Linked DNA regions of Mus musculus: all the other regions are linked to region 3. A link is a loop called in an ENCODE intact Hi-C map of the cell type or tissue named here. Cell type or tissue: left cerebral cortex. All regions are shown on one strand. Links, peaks and the distances in the headings refer to the core of each region. The heading gives the core; the rest is flanking DNA.

Region 1 (6,444 bases), core at 1,017-6,016, 91 kb after region 3:
CAGAGTTGTTATCTTTGGGAACTTGGGCATGGCTACATTGCAAAGCCCTTAGTAATAGCCCTCTACATCATTTCTCTGCAGAATAGATGAGAACATGTCTGGGAAGATGGTTTAGTGGGGAGGAATACTTGCTGTGTAAGAACTAGGACCTGTATTCAAATATCCAGTGGCCATTCTGTGGCTTCAGTCCAGGTAGTGAGCAAGACAAAGAATAGCACCATTTCACTGCTTTAAGCCATAGTGAGGTGTCAGCTGCTGCAGTGAGCCAGAGTACTAGGTAGTGGGCGGGATGTCTTGTTCACCCCGTTTGCAGTGATCTTCTGGAGGAGGGATATTGGCCTTGTGTGGCCTTGTTCTCTATGGCTTAGCAGGTCTGAATCCCAGAGAACCCAGGGGCTCAGAGCCTAAAATCCAACACCTGCAGCTTCTGGGATGGCAGGTGTGGTGGACTTCAGGCCAGTACTAAAGGCAAAATAAGGAGCCCCAGGTGCTGGGTCAGAGATGCACTTAAGAGTGGACGACGAGTGAGCTACAGGAGCTGGTGGCAGAGCAGGGCACCTTGCTGCTCATTCTTGCTGAAGTTGAAAGGCTGGCTTCATGTCAGTTGTCTCTGAGCTCACAGAAGGAAGGTGTGATGAATCCTCCTGTCTCTGCCTCCTCTGCTCTGGGATTATAAAGGTAAGCTGTCAGGACTTTTTTCCCTAGATGGGTGCTGGGGATCCAGACTCAGGTTTTCATGCTTAAAGCAAGCACTTTAATCATTGAGCTATCTATCCAGCCCAGAGGGTTCATATTTTAATAAATAAAATAAATAAAATATATCCTCCTATTTTCTCTAACGGGCCTAGTGACTCACATGGGGAGGGTGCTGATGTTTGGGTCTTAGGTACTGAGAGGGGCAGTAGAGACTGAAGTCTGGTTAGCTCAGACTCTGGTTTCAGAGCAGCCCTCAGAAGTTTGCCCATCACTACAGACACAGAGGGGTCCCTTCGCTCTCTTCTGAAGTTTGCCCGATGATGGCCACTGCTTACTTTCCAGTGTTACTATTTAATGAATAATTTCAGCGCACACAATGGCCCCATAGTCAGTGGCAGTTAAAACAGCTGAGCTTTCCTAACTACATACATTGGTTTTTTTTTTTTCTTCTTTCCCCTGCAGGTGCTCTTTATAGCCTGTCAGACCATTGTTCATTGGTATTACTTCTAAGTCCCATAACTGTCAGAACCTGGCCTGTCACACTGGCAAGGTCATAGGAAGGCTTAGTCTCTCCCAATCCTGGAACATCTTCAGAAGCCACAAAATTCCTGACATTGACAGGTGGTTATGCTTGTGGCTGACCTACAGCATGTGGCTGTCTGTGATGCTTACAGCTGGGGAGAGATGTAAGTTGGATACTGGTGTTGGAAGAGGCTGGAGGGGAGGTAGGCTTTGCATGAGGGCAGAGGGTGGGCAGCCAGTCTTAGGGTTCATCAGGTCCTTTCCTGCTTCGTGTTGAAGTAGCACCGTTTAACCTTGGAAACACTCAGTGAAGCCCTTGCTGCTTTAGTAGGTGGCTAGACTCTCTGTCGAACTGTCAAGAGTACCTTTCTAGAAACATCAACTAGAACAATCATAGAGATACCAAGCCTGGTTTGCTACAAGGAACAAATGCTTGAAAAGGCTGGTGTGTGAAGTTCTGCATCATTCCACAGTGGGGTGCCTTAGCTGCTACTCTTCATTCCACCAAGGACTGTCCTATTTATCTTTTTCTGGGTTGTATGGTCAGATTCCCCGAAGGTTTGAAAAAGCCTCACATTTCACTTCTTAAGACGGAAGAGGCAGAGTTCACAGGCCATGGTGGGGAATGTTGTGAAGTGTGTATGCCTTATTCCAGGTAAAGAGCGACCTGGGTAGGGACATGAGTCCCTCTTTATCTAAAAATCAACCTTCCTGCTTTTTAAACAAGAAGAAAGAGCTTCCTGTTGTATTAAAGAGAGAAAAAGAAGCCATGCCTCTCCATTCTGGCAAGAAAGTTGGAGACAAATGCCTGCTCCACATGTTAAGAATTGTTAGTTGGGGTATTGGGGGCTTGGAGATGACTCAGCCATTAAGAGCACTTGCTGCTCTTGCAAGGTTAAGTTGCCAGCACCCCCATTGGCAGCTCACACCATTTGCAACTCCAGCTCCAAGTGAGCCAATGTCCCCTTCTGGTCTTTATAGGCAGCTACCTCCATGTGGCACACATACATACGTTCTCACAGAGGCATCTACGAGTAAAACATACAAATAAGTATTTAAAAGATTCTTAGTGGTCCAAGGGTAATGATGAAGCTCAGAGCAAGAATGTTAGCCCAACACACACAAAGCATTGGGTTGGACTTTCCCAGCATGGCGAAGCCAAGGAAACATCTTCCCCAAATAATTAACAAGGTTGAGAGTGCTTTATTTGCTGTAGGTTTCAGAATGCAACTACGTTTGGAAATGTCACAGTCATCATTAGTGAAGACGAGGCTCTCTGTAATATGGTGTGTGCCAGGTCCTCCTCTCTTCAGGTGGGGCAGTTCAAGTGTTTCTAAAAGTCACCATGGCCTGCAGCTGAGAGCCAAAGAAATATTGACATTATCCACAAAGTTAATGGGCCCAACAGTGGTGAACTTGAGCACATAGCTCAGAGGCTTCATATACACTGTGTGTGGGGTCCACTGCCAACTTCTGGCTTCTGAGTGCCCTGAGAAATTCATTTCCACATGAAAGGTGTTTTTGCCCACCCACCTAGTTTGTCACAGTCCTCGAACTGAAGCAGGAGGAAGGGAGAGAATGGCCTGAGATTCTTTAGAATATACAGGCCTCTCAGCATGGCAGTCTGGCGTGCAATGGCCAGCATGCATGAGCAAATGGGTGTTCAATAAGCAGAAGAACTTCCTTCTTGAGTGTCCCCTTCAGGTGAGGGGACAACTGAATAGAGGGGATTCTGAGAAGCCCTGGGAACAGAAATTTCTGGAGGTCCCCTATTACTTCTGGATGTCAGATAGGGCGTTCAGCTTTGCTCGTGACTTCTTAGGCTCTGGAGGGATGAAAAACAAGTCCCCTTACTCTGTGGCAGAGTTCCCATGCTGCGAAGCTCTGACAGAGAAGTCCTGGATTGACTGTGTGGCCTTGGGCACATAGGTTGACTTGTGCTTCAGGCTCCTTGTCTGTCAGAGGTTAGACAATAGTCTAGCCCTGGCAGGCTGTACAGAGTTTATACACACAAAGCATTTTCAGAAGGGTTCCAGAAAATGGTAAGCCCCGAAAACAACAGTTGTAAAATGTGCTATGGCTAAAAAAAATTTTTTGCATTGAAAGAGCTAAACAATATCCACTCGTCTTCCTGGGTCCCTGGGGCACATCCAGGAATTGTGTAGACCTTTGTTCTCAGAACCAAGGAGTTGATTGGGTTTACTTACAGTAAGAGCACAGGAAGAAATTACCAGAGTGTGGGTGCATCCCTTCCCAAAGGCCTCATTGGAAAGTCTTTACCCATTGGGAACTGGGGTTGGGGGGGGTCTTTTCCACAGCCACACAGATGGTTCTTCTAGTCTTTGCAGGCCTGCATCTTCTACCCCCACCCACTGCTCCTGCATCTGTAGTCAGGACCCAGGTGTACACATCAGGTGATAGCGAGCTGCTGGAGGTGAGGCACCATCCCAGTCCCTCCTCTTATGAGGGCATGTAAGCAGTCAAGAAGCCCAGCTGGGGTGATTGGAAGGAACACAGCTGAACTCCTGAAGATGGAAGACAGTCACCTATACCAGGGTGGCAGTCTGTCTGGCTGAAGACCACAAGGAACACCAGGGTCACTGTGTGGTAAAGAGTTATGTCGAGGGAGTAGTAGCAGGAAGGGCCACTAGGGGGTGTGTGGTCTGTCTCTCGTCCTCTGTCTCTTGTGTGGATGCCTTTGACTGCCAGGATGCCGCTCTGAGCAGCGGTTGAGGTGGCTGTTTTATGGGGATGCAGCCATGAGCCATTTGGCAAGAGGCTGTTTTGGAATTTGATCAGCTGAGTGGGCTGGATGAGGTCTGCTGTGCCTTCCCGTGATTTCTCAGCTTCACTCAACCCCGATAGAACAGTGTTCAGCTGGCAAGGCAAGCCAGCAGCTGCGCGGGGCTTTTCTTAAACTCCTCTCTGAGCCAACTTAAAAGACACCTCAAGAGTGGGTAGCCCCGCCTCTATTTTCTGGCTTGAGAGCTTTTGCATACAGATGCATTTCAAATCTTGTGCTAAAGATCGATCGGATGAAACCTGTAGGGACTGAGGAGTTTCTCACCCAGGTATGAGAGAGTGGGGCTGGGAAGATCAGTTGGTGAAGTCCTTGCTTCGGGAAAATGAGTTGGATCTACAGAACCCACATGAAAAGAAAAGACTAGGTATGGTGGTGTGTTCTCACCCCCAGCACTGAGGAGTCAGAGACAATGGAACACTGGGCCTCACTGGCCAGCCTACTAGATGAGCTCCAGGCCAGTGAGAGTCCTTGTATCAAAAATAAACCAAACCAAACCAAACCAAACCAAAAAATCCAAGGTGGGTGGCTCCTGAGGAGAAATTCTTGAGGCTTATTCTACCCTTCATCCTCACACACAGGTACACACACAAAGTGCTATAGTAGAGAGACAAGTGTTCAGGTGTTCAAAATGAGCACAGTGAGACGCAGTTTGGGCTCAATTTTGTGATAATAGGCAGACTCAGGTTATTAAAAAAACAATCCACGCTAATTAATGACAGTTACACACCGGCAATACAGTCTCCCCACCCCCAAGGCTACCCCCAAGAGTCTGTCCACCTAGTTCCCTGCAGTTTGCTGCCCCCTGCTATCTATCCCCTGTGGCTAGCCTGCCAAGACTGGCCGCCACTGGCTCTAATCCCTAGCGCCTTTAAATGAATACTCCAGAGGCTTGTAATTTATCAGCCAGATTTATAACAGTAAATCCTCAACCCCCAAAATGCCCACACAAAGAACTCAAAACTCAATTGAGATAAATACAAGTTATATGCCTAGATGAGACAAATATACCCTGTATTACTCTACTGTTCTTCTATGATATCCAGAGCAACCTGTGACTCTTTCAAGCCACATGGATCAGGTTCATCATCTTCCCCCATTTTCTCTCTATCTCCTCTCAGCTGTCCCTTTTCTCCCTCTCTAAAACTTTCAACCCTGCCTCCTTTTTCCATTGCCCAACCACAGGCTCTAGCCTTATATTTCACATGACCTCACTTGCGTACAGACAACAATGTACACTCTGGAGCTTTGGTCTATTGGTCCTTAGCTCACAAAGGCCAACCTTTCAGTCATCTGTTAGATTAGTTCAAATGCTTATCGGGGAGCAACTAGTCGGGCACTGGTTTAGGCCATGAGACTTTAGCAGCAGCAGCAGCAGCAGCATCAACAACAGCAGCAACAACAAAACAGAAAGCAAGTTCATGCAGACCCATCCTACTTGGACAGGGCTTAGCGAATAAGAAGGAGCCACATCCAGGGAGCCTGTAATCAGGACCTGGACAGGATGATGAATGGTTCCTAGGAATTTACCTCCACGGCAGACACTGCCTTCTGGGTTCTTTACAAAGCACCTGCCTCTGAGCAAACTCCTGGCTGTTTAGGCCTTCTTGAGAATTAGATATACCTAAGCTCAACTCCAGGTTCTGAGACACTGAGGGACACAGCAGTCTGTGATATTACAGAATGGCCAAATCTTAGGGATTTATGGAGGAGTTATTTTATACAGTTCTAGAAGCTGGGAAGTCCAAGGTGAAGAGTCTTCATGCTGGGCCATCTCATAATAGGTGGAAGAGTGAGAAACATGCCTGTCCATCAGATAGAGCATGTGAACTATCCAAGCCCAAGACTCCATTCCCAAAGCAACCAACTCACTAAGGAGCATTAATCTCTCACAAGGGCCCTGACCTCTCACCTCTCAAAGGCCCCACTTCCCAATTCTGTTTCGTTGGTGACTAAGTCCCCCACATATTCAGGGGACACGTTCTAGACATAGCAGAGAGCTTTGGATTCCCAGGTTTATATTCTCTCTCTCTCTCTCTCTCTCTCTCTCTCACAGTCTCGTTTCAGGACATGGTTTCAGTCATCAAGTCTGGAACCCAAGAACACTGTGCATGGAGCTACAGCCACTGTACTCTTTTTGGGAATTGTGACAGTAGTGAAAGGAGCTGTTGCTACCTCCTCAGATAGCCCCACACCCCCTTAGAGAGGCAGGGGTGAAGCAAGGAAACCCCGTGGCTTCCTTAGCCAACTTATATTAAGCCCATTCTATGTGGGATCTTGAGTCTCATGTTTGAGATCAGTATTCACCAACTGCCTGACCCATGGGCAGCACTGTGGTCCAGCTATCCCCACTGAAAGGATTCTGGTCAGCTCAAGTGTGGTGAGCATGGCTGTGGCAGGCCTTGTCCTCTCCCATCCCCTCTGCC
Region 2 (6,444 bases), core at 1,030-6,029, 110 kb after region 3:
TAGTTGTTCTAGGTTCTGTAGCAAAGCAGGCTGAGCAGGCCATGAGGAGCAAGCCAGTCAGCAGCACCCCTCCATGGCCTCTACATCAGCTCCTGTCTCTAAGTTCCTGCCCTTCTTGAGTTCCTGTCTGACTTTCTTTGCTAATGAACAGTGATATGGAAACTGTAAGCCAAGTAAACCTTTCTCCCCCAGGTTTCTTTGGTCATGATGTTTCATCATAGCAATAATAACCATAACCAAGACATATACTATGACCAAGGCAACTTATAAAAGAAAGCATTTAATGTGGGATCATGGTTACAAAAAGTGAATCCATGACCATCGTGGCAAGAAGAAAGGCAGGAGGCAGGTAGCATGGTGCTGGAGCCTTAGTTGCGATCTTACATGTTGAGACAACAACAAGGAGGCAGGGGAGAGAAGAGAGGGGAGAAAGGAGAGGGGAGAGGGGAGAGGGGAGAGGGGAGAGGGGAGAGGGGAGGGGGGTTGAGGGAGAGAGCAGGAGAGCAAAGGCCTGGACCGATTTAGGTTTTTGTAACTTGATAGCCCATCCCCAGAAACACACCTTCTCTAAGACCATACTTCCTAATCCTTCACAGACGGTTCCACCAATTGAGGACTAAGCATTCGAACAAACCTATAGGGGTCATTCTCCTCCAAACCACACCTACTTTACTTGGTCAGTATTCTCTCCTTGAAAGTGAGAGCCACCTCTGTAATTAGGAACGCAGACTATCTTATTCCCATCCTTCAACCCCCAACCTTCAGCCTCCACCCCTTCTAAAATTCCTCCTTTGGTCTTTCTTTTGTAAGATGTGTGAACACCCTAGCAGCAAGGTCATTCCAGACGTACTTCTAGGGACCAAGAAGAACTGATCGCTTATGGCTGCTGGGCACGTAAACCACAAGAATTTTCTGGGGGTCTTTGTCCTTGTCTCTAAGGCTTACTGGTGGCTGTTGGGTGTTGTTGACAATTCTTTGTTCAAAGCAGAACTCCACCCCAAGGTCTCACTTCAGACTCAGTCCTTGACTCTACCTATAGCCTCTCTGTGGGTATAAACAATCCCATGTTTCCCAAACAGGCAATTCAAGGCTTTCACATGATTGGCTAGTGGGTAGCAATGATGCAGTCACAGCTACAGGCTTTATGGGAGCTTCCAAATGAAGTGATAATTATCAGCTACAGAATCTCAAGGTTGGTTCCTGGAGAAAGCAGTTGGGTCTCCCCTCATCCCTGCGAAATAGCTGTGGAGCCAGATGCTCACATAACAGAGCATATACATGAGATTCAGACGACCATGTGCAAAGCCTAGGGAGACTGTGCAGCAGGGTGAAAGCTGATCTTTTAGGCAATAACTACAAAGCAGGAGAGTAAGAAATAGGAGTTTTTCCTGTGGATTCACACTGCTTTGGTGTCTACACCAGCTTTGTGGCCCTTCATGTGCTCAGATGGTGATGGAATGATTTTAATATTCTCATCTCTTCAACTTTTAAATGCCTCCTCAGGTTTTATTAAGGGCACCATGTAGGAACACATATTAATTTGGTGCTTGCCCTAGCAACCAGATGCAGGTCAGGTTCAAGGGGATATGTTTAGCTACAGAGGAAAGCAAACAGCTCTTTCTAAGATCATCATCTTAGCTTGATGGGTGATAATTCCATGTTAGCATTTAAAATCATTTCCTTTAGTTTTAAATGTTTGGTCCACTCCTCCCACTTTAAGAGGTCAAGAATGAAATGGAAAATAGAATGTATTTGCTCTTTTAAGTGTTTTATTATTTTTTAAAGCTTTTTATTGGTTCCTTGTGAGTTTCACATCACGCATCCCAATCCCAGTCATCTCCCCCTCCCCTTGTGTCCACTCTCCACCCTTGCAGAAAAAAAAAATCTTGTGGAAGCTACAGTGTGTTATAGTGTGTCCCACATCACACCCTTTTTGTCCACATTTCTTTGTTTCCAAATGTTCATTGAATGACTTGTTGGTCTGGTTCAAGGCCTCTGGCTTCTGCCACTCTACTGATACTAGAAGCTCGCTGGGACTCCTCTCAGATAGTCTGCTGTTGTCCTGTGTCATGGAGATACAGGAGTTTAGGCCCCTTCATGAACTCCAGCAGTTCATCAAGGGGTAGATGTTGGGGTGGACCAATTCAAAGTCTTAGATTTGGGCCTGAGAGGTATCTGAGCTGGTCAGCTCACTGCCTCTCTCACTCTCACAACCTTGAGGCCATCTCTGCCACCAGGGTCAGCTCTACTCTGCTGTCCAGGTGAGGTGCAGGGCCTGCTCTTCTGAGTGTTGCAGCTGTGAGGGACATGGACAGTTCTTCCACTCTCATGACCGTGGGGCCAGCTCTCCTGCCTGCCATAGATGGCAAGGGACAAGGAAGGGAAGGGGAGAGGAGGGAGCTTGCTCTCCCAAGTGACTCAGCAGGTGATGGGAAGGGCCCGTTCTGCTCTCATGACCTGGTCAGGGTCAACTTTCCCACCTGCTGCCAGTTGTGAGGGCAAAATGGAGGGTGGGGATCTCTCTCTTGCCAATGTCATGACACAGCAGACAAGAGGCAGGGCCTGCTCTCCTGAAACCTCCACAACCAGGGCCAGCTTTACTGTGCTGCAGCAAATGAGGGCAGGGCTCTGATCTCTCCTGCTCTGGTGACCTCAGGGCCAGCTCCTAGCCTGCTGTAGGTGGCAAGGGGGAAAGGGGGACATCTCTCCCTCTCCCATGTCACCACATAGCAGACAAGAGGCTGGGCCAACTCTTCCACATTCATACTCTCCGGGGGATTGGCTCACCCACAATGTCAGATCTGCTCTCCTAAGTACTGCAGCTGGATAGGGGCGGAGTTTTCTCTCCTGCTAACATCTCCCCAGGGCCAGCTCTCCCACAATGTCCAGGCGAGGGTACGCCAGTTCTGCACAGCCCTCAGACATCAACATGTACCAGGAGAGTAGCCCTCGGGGGGCATCCACGTGGCCTTTTTGTAGTAACAGATCCCTACTTCTGCAGGGCCACAGACTCAGACGTGGCCCCTGGTGGCAGCAAAAGACAGGACCCCATCATGGACCTAGGAGGCATCCCTGGCTACTCACATCAGGCTTTCTTCACGACTCTTTGAGTCTCTAGTTCTGCCTCTTTTCATTGTGTCCCCCCACCCAACCCCCTACCTCTCTTCACCCCCACCCCACATTCTTCTGTCTCTCCAGCAGGCAGCTTCCTGGCAGAGACCGAGTATTCCTTCATGGCCATCTAGTGCCCTCTACTGGGGAAGCTTCGCATTGCATCCTCTGAAAAGGAAGCTCATTGCTGAACCAAAATCTATGTCCAGTATGGCCAGAAGAAAAAAGATTGTTAGTCTATCTCCAAGTGCTTGTTGTGCTTGGCGGTCAGTGAGTATGCATAATCAGAGCTGAATGCCCACAGTTCCCTCCTCCGTGTCCCTGTGCTTTCCAGGAAGGAACACTAACCAGTCACTCTTCCTCCTCTGTCACCTGTTTTCCACCTTGTGTGAGAACCCCAGTCTTGAAGCCAATGAGTCGGTCCTTTGGTTCCACCCTTGGATGTCCCCAAGTGCCTGTCCCCAAGAAAAGCCTGTGATTGCAAAGTCTCTCTTCTCTTCCCTCCCTACACTCCCATGGAATCTCTTTTAATAAGTGTTCACTTCTCAAGCAGCTGCTACAGAGAAGGCTGAAGCCAATGTCCTGCTCAGTATTAACCAGTGGGAGGTGGTACAAGGTGCCACTTAAGGAAGGAGTGCTTATAAAAGGGAATCTCGTGGTGTTAACTGTGACATCAACTGCTAGAAGCTGGAAGAGGGGATCTGTGAGGAAGAATGGGTGACTTCTAGTCCACTGGTGGCTAGGTTAGTTGAAAGCAAACAGCAGTTGCTTTCCTACACCCCCCCCCCCGTGTGTGTGTGTGTGTGTGTGTGTGTGTGTGTGTGTGTGTGTAGAGAGAGAGAGAGAGAGAGATTCACAGAGCACTTACATGTTGATGGCACAAAAACCAAATCTGATTCATGCAGCAGACAATTATTCAGCTATAAAAAGACCGTCCCAGTACATACTCCAACATTGCATGCATGAAAAACAGTGCATGTTACCACTTACACATAGACCATAGGTTAGAGGGTTAACAGACAGAAGGTAGAATGGTAGTGGTGACTGAATGAAAAGCGAGGCCTTGGCTGCTCCACAGTGTGGTTGGGGAGAAGATTTACTGTAGACATGAGAGAGAACATAGCCAGAGGCATCTGGAAAGGTCCTGGCTGAACAGGGCCAGTAGACTGAACCAGGCCATGGGAGAAGGGGATGGGAGAGCAAGAGAGGAAATGAGAAAGAGGAGAGGAGAGGGGAGGGAAGGGGAGGGGAGGGGAGGGGAGGGGAGGTGGGCAGGAGGGATCTCAGGACTGAGAGCATGAGAGAGACCAAAAGGCTGCATAGCCAAAATGGCTGAAGTTGTATAGGAATCAGAGACACTGCAGGGAGGAATGAAGCTCAGGAGCTGGAGGAGACAGGCTCAAGGCAAGGTGAGAAGTGCCTAGAGGAGCCAGGACTCTGCAACAAGGACTGGTGGTGCCAGGAGAGACTAGTCACCAGCCTCCACTTTGATATGTTAAATAGGTGCAGCTCAGCCTCTGTCCCTGTTTCTTTGAGACCTCACAAAGATGGTGTCCCCTGAGGCAAGCAGTCAATGTCTGGTAGAGACAGAGTGTCTGCTGGAGAAAATGGAAAATTCTAAGGTGGATGCTGGAGGTAGTTTATACAGTGTCAATGTGACACTAACTTCAGCCTAAAAGTTGTCAGGACATATAATTTAATGTTCTTGGAATAAAATCAACCTGGGAAGGTCATGTGCTGAGGTTACAATTTGTATGTGAGCTTCCTTAGTGCCTCTGCCTGCGGGACAGTTGGACAGGGTCTGAGGAACCGCCTGCGGAGAGAATGAGGGGTGAGGAACACAAGGACGGACAGCAAGTCTGATTGATCAAGCTGTCAAATTTTTATTTTTCCCAGGCAGGTTTTATGCCCACAGAAGCAGGGTATGGGGAGGGAGATGACGCAGAATCGCTCTTTGTTTCTGGGAGAACTCACCTGTTCCCAAAAGCAGGATATTGGCTAGGTAAAAAGTTCAGCAGGAGGAACAGAACAGAATGGGTTGCTAGGTACCTGTGCATAAGATCTATAGCTATTTGTTCTTAACTGAGGGTAGTATTTTCCCACGGAGGCCTCAACTTTCCCCACAAAAATCTCAACTAAGCTAATACTTTTCCACTAAGGCCAAAACTTTATAAGTAAGCACTTATGGCTGACAACGCAGTTAACATTCAAACAGGGTCAGTGGCTCCCAACACCTTAGGAAGAAGAACAACAGGGGAGGGGGGCATCTCACATGTTTATTTCCCAGCCTGAAGGTTAGCTGTTTGTTTTTTTGTTATCTTGTTTTGTTTATTTCTTTTCAATTTTACATAAACAACTACGGTTATTTAGAAAGGGAAACCTCAAAAATGCCTCCATAAGTTTTGTCTGTAGGCAAGGGTATGGGACATATTCTCCATTAATGATTGGTGTGGGAGGCCCTGGCTGACTCTGGGCAGTGTCACCCTGGGCAGATGGTTCTGGACTAGATAAGAAAGCAGGCAGAGAGGGTGAGTCATGAAGAACAAGCCAGTAAGTGCCCCTCATCCCTGACCTCATTTTCACCTCCTCCCTCCAGGTTCCTGTTTGACTTCCTGCCCTGGCTTCCTTTGATAGAATAAAGGCTGTAAGATGCAATAAACCCTTTCTTCCCCAAGTCGTTTTTGATCACTGTATTGTTGTAGCCATAAAAGGATAACAATCAGGTCCTGTTCACAGGTCACTTTGGCCCCAAAGGACTCCAGGCTCTATGGCATGTCTAGCTCAGCTCTGGGGAGTAAGGCTGAGAGTAGAATTTAAAGACCCACTGAGATAGATTCACAAGGAAGGTTAAAGATATCCAATTGCTGGGGTCTTTTGAATGTTAGGCCCAATTCTCTCTGACCAGGCAGGCTTCTTAGATGACCCGCTCTCAGGACCCTCATCTGTGTGTGTGTAAGTGTACGTGTATATGTGTGTGTTTATGTGTCTCTCTGTGTGTATGTGTGAGTGTGTGTGCATGTGGTAGGGGGCACTCAGTACTTACCTCAGAGCTTCTCTGACTAGAGAAAGAGTGTAGAGGGAAAGGTCACCCCCTGCCCCCTCCCCCACATCCTTCCTGTTCATGTAAACCAGAGTGCCTTGAACTTACCTCCCTGCCTTTGCTATCCTTTCAAGTGTGGGAATGTGGCAATTGCATGGAGGCCCCAGGCTCCTAGAAAATCTTCCCTGGGGGATACAGGGCCAATAAGTCACCTCTTTCATATGGAGGGCATCATAGCTTGTGGTTTTGGCTGCAAAAGGAAGCATGAATGGGGTGAAGGGTAGCTTGTGCTA
Region 3 (6,444 bases), core at 473-5,472:
GGTCTCACTATGTGGGCCCAATATCTACACAAACACAACACTGAAGAACATGTGAGGGAAAAGTGAGTGATACCTAGGACCAAAAGGAGGCCATCTGTGCTGCCCATCAGGACCTGGAAAAGTGGTGCCACTCACCCACTTCCATCTGCAGGGGAATTAACAGGCTTTTTAGACTTGTGCCACCTCAGCCTCAGGTCCTGGGTTGTGCCTGAGCTATATATTGGTGGAAGGAATGTGTCTGACAGAGCTATAGAGGGTTGGAGTGTCACCAGTGGAATTTCCCTGGCAAGAACTCAGGGCTGGGAGTGAGAGAGGCAGAGCCACAGCAAAGGTGTTGACAGGAACCTGCCCATTGGGTGCCAGGGACAGAAAGAGAGGTGAAGGAAGCTAAGGGCTGTTGGGAAGCAGCAAAGCCTGCATGCACTCCACTTTCCCAGGAATGTACTCAACAGAACCTCAGATGTGATCAAGTGGGAATGTAGACAGCTCATCTGTGCCCTGAGTTCTCTGAGCTCTAGGGATGGTTGGGATATATACTCTAGAGTCACTAGCAGATGGTGTTGGGGGATGACAGGTTATTCCCGAGATTGGGAGAAGCCAGGGCCAGGAGGCAACCCTAAGAAACAGGTGACACCTACATCCTGAATGCTAGGTGGGTGTTGTGTGTAACAATGGCACATGCTAGGTGCCATCACCTACCCTCTGAGGCACAAAGCCACCTGTTAATCCTCCCACACAGCCAGAGTAGACTTGTCAGGTTTCTATTGCTGGTGGTAGTGCATATTTGTCTTTTACAGAAGTGATGGATCACCAACAGGACCATAAGACCCTTTCTCTGATGAGCTAATCAGGATGGAGGATTCATCATCTTGCTGGATTTCACAGAACTAAGAGTGCCGGGGCCTCCACGGAACACTCAGTGTTCCAGTGAAATGCATGACCAGTTCCTATGTGTAAGGAAGAGTGAGTCCCAAAGAATGCCAGAGAGGACAGGCAAGTGCCTAGATGGTACAGGTCAGATCTAGAGGTCCCTGAAAATATGGCCGAGTCTCCCTAGGGGCTGCTGTATTCCAAACTCAGGTCAGTTTTAAAGTTGGAAGACACTTTCTGTAGGTGCCATTTTGATGGTGAATTCTATAGCCAAGGAGGTGTCACTGGGTTGAGCCACAGCTGGGATTTCATAGCTAGGTTGCCTGGAGCTTGGGAATCCTTTTATACACAGATCTAGAAACTAATCCTTCTATATTCTGCCTGAATGACATACACTGAGGGACAAATGCCGAGACATTATAGTTTCTTCCAGTGTGGATATAGCTCAAGTAGGAAGAAACCCAGGCCAAGAGAATGGGCTTCCCATGAGTCCTGTAGTAAAGGGGACCAATGCCCAGAGGCTCTGCTCTGTAAGGCAAAGGATGTACACTACTGGAACATACCTCACCCAAGGCTGACTATCTCCTGCCTTTCCTCCCTGATGCAGGTGCTAAATGAAATCATGAGATAATTTTAGACACAGCAAACAAATGTTGTAAGCTCCTGGCCTCTGTCTCGTGGTTTGCTTAAGTCACGAGATGCTGAGATGAACTCAGGGTATGAAACCCTCACCCCTCCACACACCTACCCAGCTGCATACAAAGGCTGGCTGTGGCTCGCTGGCTACTACACACCTGACACTCTACACTGGTTCCTGTGATTATTGTAAATCCCTTAAAGCTCAGAATGCAAAACCCGAAGGCGCTCACTCTACTCCTGCAGAGGACATACTTATATTTAAGCACTGGGCATATGCTCCTTATTCTAAGTAGGGTCTGATTTTTAGCAAGCATTCTAACTTTACAGCATGGAAAGACTGACTTGGCATTTTTTGGGGTGTAGCAGCTGTTGGCAAAGATAGGGATTTGTTCTGCTTTTAGCATGGCTGCTCTGGACCACTGCCTGACATTGGAAACCAACCCCTTGCTGGGTGCGCTTCCCATAGAGATCTAAGCTTCTGCAATTTGGGGACTAGCTAACTGAAGTCTCTCTTGGATCTAAATTTTTGCTGGTACCTGACATACAGCCATGGTTATCCACTTTTCTGTCAGTGACTGGGATTTGGCCAACTTGGTCTCTCACCTGCCCCTTGACAGCATCACCTGCAGGGTCTGGGCACAAAATGATCATGTTTGGTCATCTAGTGAAGACCTTGAGTAGACATGAGAAAGACAAGGGGGACCCACCTCTGTCTGGGCCCAGGGAGGTGTTAATACTGTTAAATTATCAGTTACAAAATCTGCCAATGTTGTTTGTATTTTAAGTACACCTATGATGTTCATTTTCCTGTAAATAAGCAAAAATGTTGGGACAGAGCAATTTGACTCCCTAGTTAGCAGTTGATCGACTCCTCCTTGCTGTTCTGCCTGTCTTAAGCAAAAGAATTATCAGCCTAGCAGCCAGCTGGACTGCCCAGCAGACTTTTTGTTGTGATAAGCCTGGGTGAACTCTAGATGATCCTGAAATTATGTCCAAGAAACAGTTCCCCTGGTAGTCTAGAAAAGGTATTGTGTGGACTGGTGCTACGAGGCAAGGAGATGATTGGTGCAAACAAATGGCTGCAGTTGATTCAGAGCAAATGCCTGCTAGTGGTCAAACAAATGCTGTGATTGGTCCAAACACCCCTTTGAGCTGTGGGAGCAGGCTGCTCAGGTTCATGCAGAGAACTGACAGAAGAGGGCAGCACCAGTGACGTGTCAGAGTAAGAGGAGCAGCGGCAGGCAGGGGGCTTTGCAGAGTGAGCAGAGTGCAGTGGGAAGCAGGGCAATGGGGTAGTGGGCAGTGGGTATCAGGGCAGCAGGCAGCAGGACAGGCTGAACAGTTGGCAGGCCAAACTGTGTAAGAATCTGATTGCTTGCACACTGGCTTCCCAAGTAGCCCTCATGAATCTTCCAGTCCAGCAGCTACGAAATAAAAGTCTCAATGGAAGAAGACATAGATGACAGAGGTGACAGTTAAAGGTGATAGATGGAAATATAGTCTCGACAGCCCCAAGATGGAACCAGGGGGGTCCTGGAGGGTTCCCTGATACCAGACAGAAGAAATTGGGTGGGGCTTAATTTTACTTGGTATACACTGAACATGGAGTATTCCCTGTTTGTTGGAATTCTGAAAATGATCCAATACTGGGGATCTGACCTAACTGACATTACTTCCTTGAGGAATCTAGAATATCATGGCACTGTGGGAAGTTGGTTAAAGTGGGAGGTACAGCCCAGCTTGGAGTGGGCACTGAGGGAGAGTCTAGAGCTCTATAGTGCCCTGGCCCTCTCCTATATTCCCTTTCTCTGTGTCCTGACTGGCCTGGCATGAGCTTTTCTGCTCTTCCCCAATTTCCCCACTGTGAAGGGCTGACACCACAGAAAACAAGAATACAAACCCTTCTGTGAGGTACCTGCCCCAGTCATGAACAAATAACTAAAAAATACACACCATTTGACATACAATGCTGCACAGACTGGTATTTTTTCATGTGTGTATATGGTATGAATGAATGAAAGTATATATGCATACATGTGTGTGCTCATGTATGCAGGTACAGTTGCAAATGTATATATGTGTGTTGTGATGGTTAATTTTACATCAACTTTATACAAATATAAACATATCTGAGAAGGACTCTTAATTGAGAAAATGGGAGAACCAAGCTCACTGTGGGTAGGACCACCCCTGGACAAGTGTTTCTGGGTGCTATAAGCAGGCTGAGTAAGACATAGGGAGCAAGTCAGCAAGCAGCACTTCTCCATGGCTTCTGCATCAGCTCCTACCTTCAGGTTCCTGCTGTGAGTTCCTGACTTGACTTCCCTTGGTGATGGACTATAAAGTTGCAAGCTGAAATAAACCTGTTCTTCTCCAAGTTTCTTTTGGCCATGCTGTTCTATCACAGCAACGGAAACCCTACCTAAGACGTGTGGAGGCCTGAAGTCAATGTGAATGATTCCCTCAATAGCTCCTCAGTTTATTGAGAAAGGCCTTTTGCTGAACCTGAAATTTCCATTCCAGTTTGTTGAGTTAGCCAACCTGCTCAGAGGAACCTGTCTCTGCCTCCCCAGTGCAGAATTGCTGGAAATGGAAGCCACTATGCTCATGTGTGCTTTGACATGGAACCTAGAGCTCTGAAGTCCAGTTCTCATGCTTGCATAGTAGGTGTTTTATCCACTGAGCCACCTCCTCCGTGCTGGACAGATGCCTTTGGTTTATACTACTGGTATACACTCCCTGGAATGTTGGGATGATGCTGTGAGAAACAGTAGGCAAGCCTCAAAGGCTATGCTGTTTTTGATGGCTAGTCTTGGCTGTCAGCTGTCAGTCAAAGTTAGTTTATTGTGAGTCCATCTAATAAATCATATATAGCCATTCTATCTGTTCTGCTTCTTTAGAGAACCCTGACTAACACACTACCCTCAGTTAGATATATTTATAGTTCAGGACACGGCCAGCAAACAAATGTTACTTTAGCCAACTGGTTTGTTTTCTATAAGGTGTTCAGATGCCATTCTAGGTTAAATGAAGAGCAATGAAGAAACAGATTTAGGGCTTGTTCTGCTTTAAAGGATACAAATGCAATCGTGCTTTCCTGTTACTTGAGCACACAGTTATGTGCTAGATAAGTTTTTCTACCATTAACAGCATGGAGGAAACAGTGGGGTTCCAAAATTGTAATGGTGTGTGTGTGTGTGTGTGTGTGTGTGTGTGTGTGTGTGTGTGTGTGTGATTCCTACTGTCTTGAAACGTCATGGCCCAGTGCTTTAATTGCAGGTCTGTCATGCTGCTGGTGTGAGCATGCCTGCTGTACTGACAGCTGTGTAAAAGCAGAGTGATAGCAGACACTATGCAACTGGCTTATGCATTGATATACCTCGCTTTCATGGCTATTTTGTGTACTTCTACTTATAAAGTTTACTACAAAGCCATAAGTTGTGCACACATATTATGTTTTTTATGTTTCATCTATTTTTAAGAGTTTATTAATTATTATTATTGTGGAATACACATGTGTAAACACATACAGAGGGACCACACATGTGGCATACTATTCAAACGGAGGACAACTGTGGAGTTGGTTCCCTCTTCTTCTTTACATGGGTTCTGGGTATCCAACTCACGATGTCAGACTTGAATGGCAAGCACCTTTACCCAGTGAGCCATCTTGTCCACCTTTCCATCTGATGATTGGCCCACATCACCCAGTTTTGTGTAAGTACATCTCATGATGCCCGAATAACAAGAGCATCACTTGGCAATGCTGTCCTCAGACCATATTGCTGTCATTAAGTAGCATATGATACAATCATACTGAAGATTTTTTTTTTACCTCAGATCAAAAAAAAAATTCTTGTGCCAACTCAACTATTAGTTAAAACACTGGGAGTATTGCACACTCAGAACCAAACCCTCTGAAGTTGACATGAAGGTATTGCAGACAGATTCACACCAAAATGTAACTTGATAAGTAAACTTCACAAGCAACAGTTTATAAAACAACCTGCTCTTTAAAAATCTTTAGAACACTGAGTAATAGTTCAGAGACTTACAACACATAGTTGTGCTCTAGAAAATTCCCATCTTGGGACTCACCAGAGATGTTCGTGCCACAGCTTCCACCACTGCATCAAACACCTTCTGGGGCAGGCGCAGGAGCGTGGTGCCACTGTCCACAATGGCCTTGTCTGCGTTATACTGAAACGAGGAAGGGAGAAGACACTGAGCAGTGCTGGGTTCCCCATCCATGTACCATGACCCCGTTTCTATCATGCAGCCACAGTATCTCAGTGGTGACTAAGTCTTGTTATATTCCAGAGCTCAGTCATCAGGGCCTCCATGAAAGTGTTTTACTCCATAGATAAGGAAACTGAGGCACAAGGAAAAATCAGGACCATAGCCCTTAGCTCCTAGGAAGAGCTTTTTACCTTCCTGGAGCTGCCCAAGTTGCTCTCCCCTCATGCTGGGCAGAGGGATGGGCCACTGGACTTTAGAAATTAAAATGACCCTTTTAAAAGCAACTTCAACAAACTGTTCAAAAATCTATTTTTTCTATTATATTATCAATAAAAAGAGAAGGATAATGCTTAATCGATACCCCCTATTTGCCTTTGGGAGGGAAATTTAATAACAACACACATATGATACATGATGTGTACTCCATTTCATTTGATACAAGTCTGTAGTCTTCAGTGATAGCTAATGGTCTATAACATTGTAGATTTGTGGGCTTTGGTCTCTATAGCACCTACCATAGACCAACATTGATTAGAGGTGTTTGTGATCATGAGAATTCAGGGCAGCATGGAGACATGTGAGAGTCAACAAGAGAGGAAGTGCTACAAGGGGTTATATAGTCACTGGTTGGTGATCTTCAGAAGGCATCTAAAACTGGCTCACAGGTCAACTTTCTCAAGTTGTCATAATCCTAAT

The links. Hi-C counts contacts between places; a loop is a spot of excess contacts. Peaks named below come from ENCODE experiments on the same cell type or tissue, not always from the same donor. Only the 100,000 strongest peaks of a DNase experiment are listed, where the experiment ranks them.
Region 1: a loop joins it to region 3, with 2.3 times the contacts of the local background. A loop is called at or near these places in 12 of 42 quality-filtered maps.
Region 2: a loop joins it to region 3, with 4 times the contacts of the local background. A loop is called at or near these places in 12 of 42 quality-filtered maps.

The regions. Positions count from the first base shown.
Region 1 is chr16:97,323,691-97,330,134 of GRCm38, reverse strand. No RefSeq gene overlaps it. Among named protein-coding and RNA genes, the nearest start is that of Bace2, 30 kb to the left of the region's middle. In left cerebral cortex, for the core only: a CTCF peak has its summit at 3,866; a DNase peak (open chromatin) is centred at 4,029.
Region 2 is chr16:97,309,859-97,316,302 of GRCm38, reverse strand. No RefSeq gene overlaps it. Among named protein-coding and RNA genes, the nearest start is that of Bace2, 44 kb to the left of the region's middle. In left cerebral cortex, for the core only: CTCF peaks have their summits at 3,056 and 3,261 (motif pointing left); DNase peaks (open chromatin) are centred at 2,989 and 3,254.
Region 3 is chr16:97,414,344-97,420,787 of GRCm38, reverse strand. Bace2 (beta-site APP-cleaving enzyme 2) reads right to left here. Exons shown (of 9, transcript NM_019517.5): 6 at 5,608-5,709. Among named protein-coding and RNA genes, the nearest start is that of Bace2, 61 kb to the right of the region's middle. In left cerebral cortex, for the core only: a CTCF peak has its summit at 2,705 (motif pointing right); DNase peaks (open chromatin) are centred at 1,863 and 2,692; H3K27ac peaks cover 945 bases.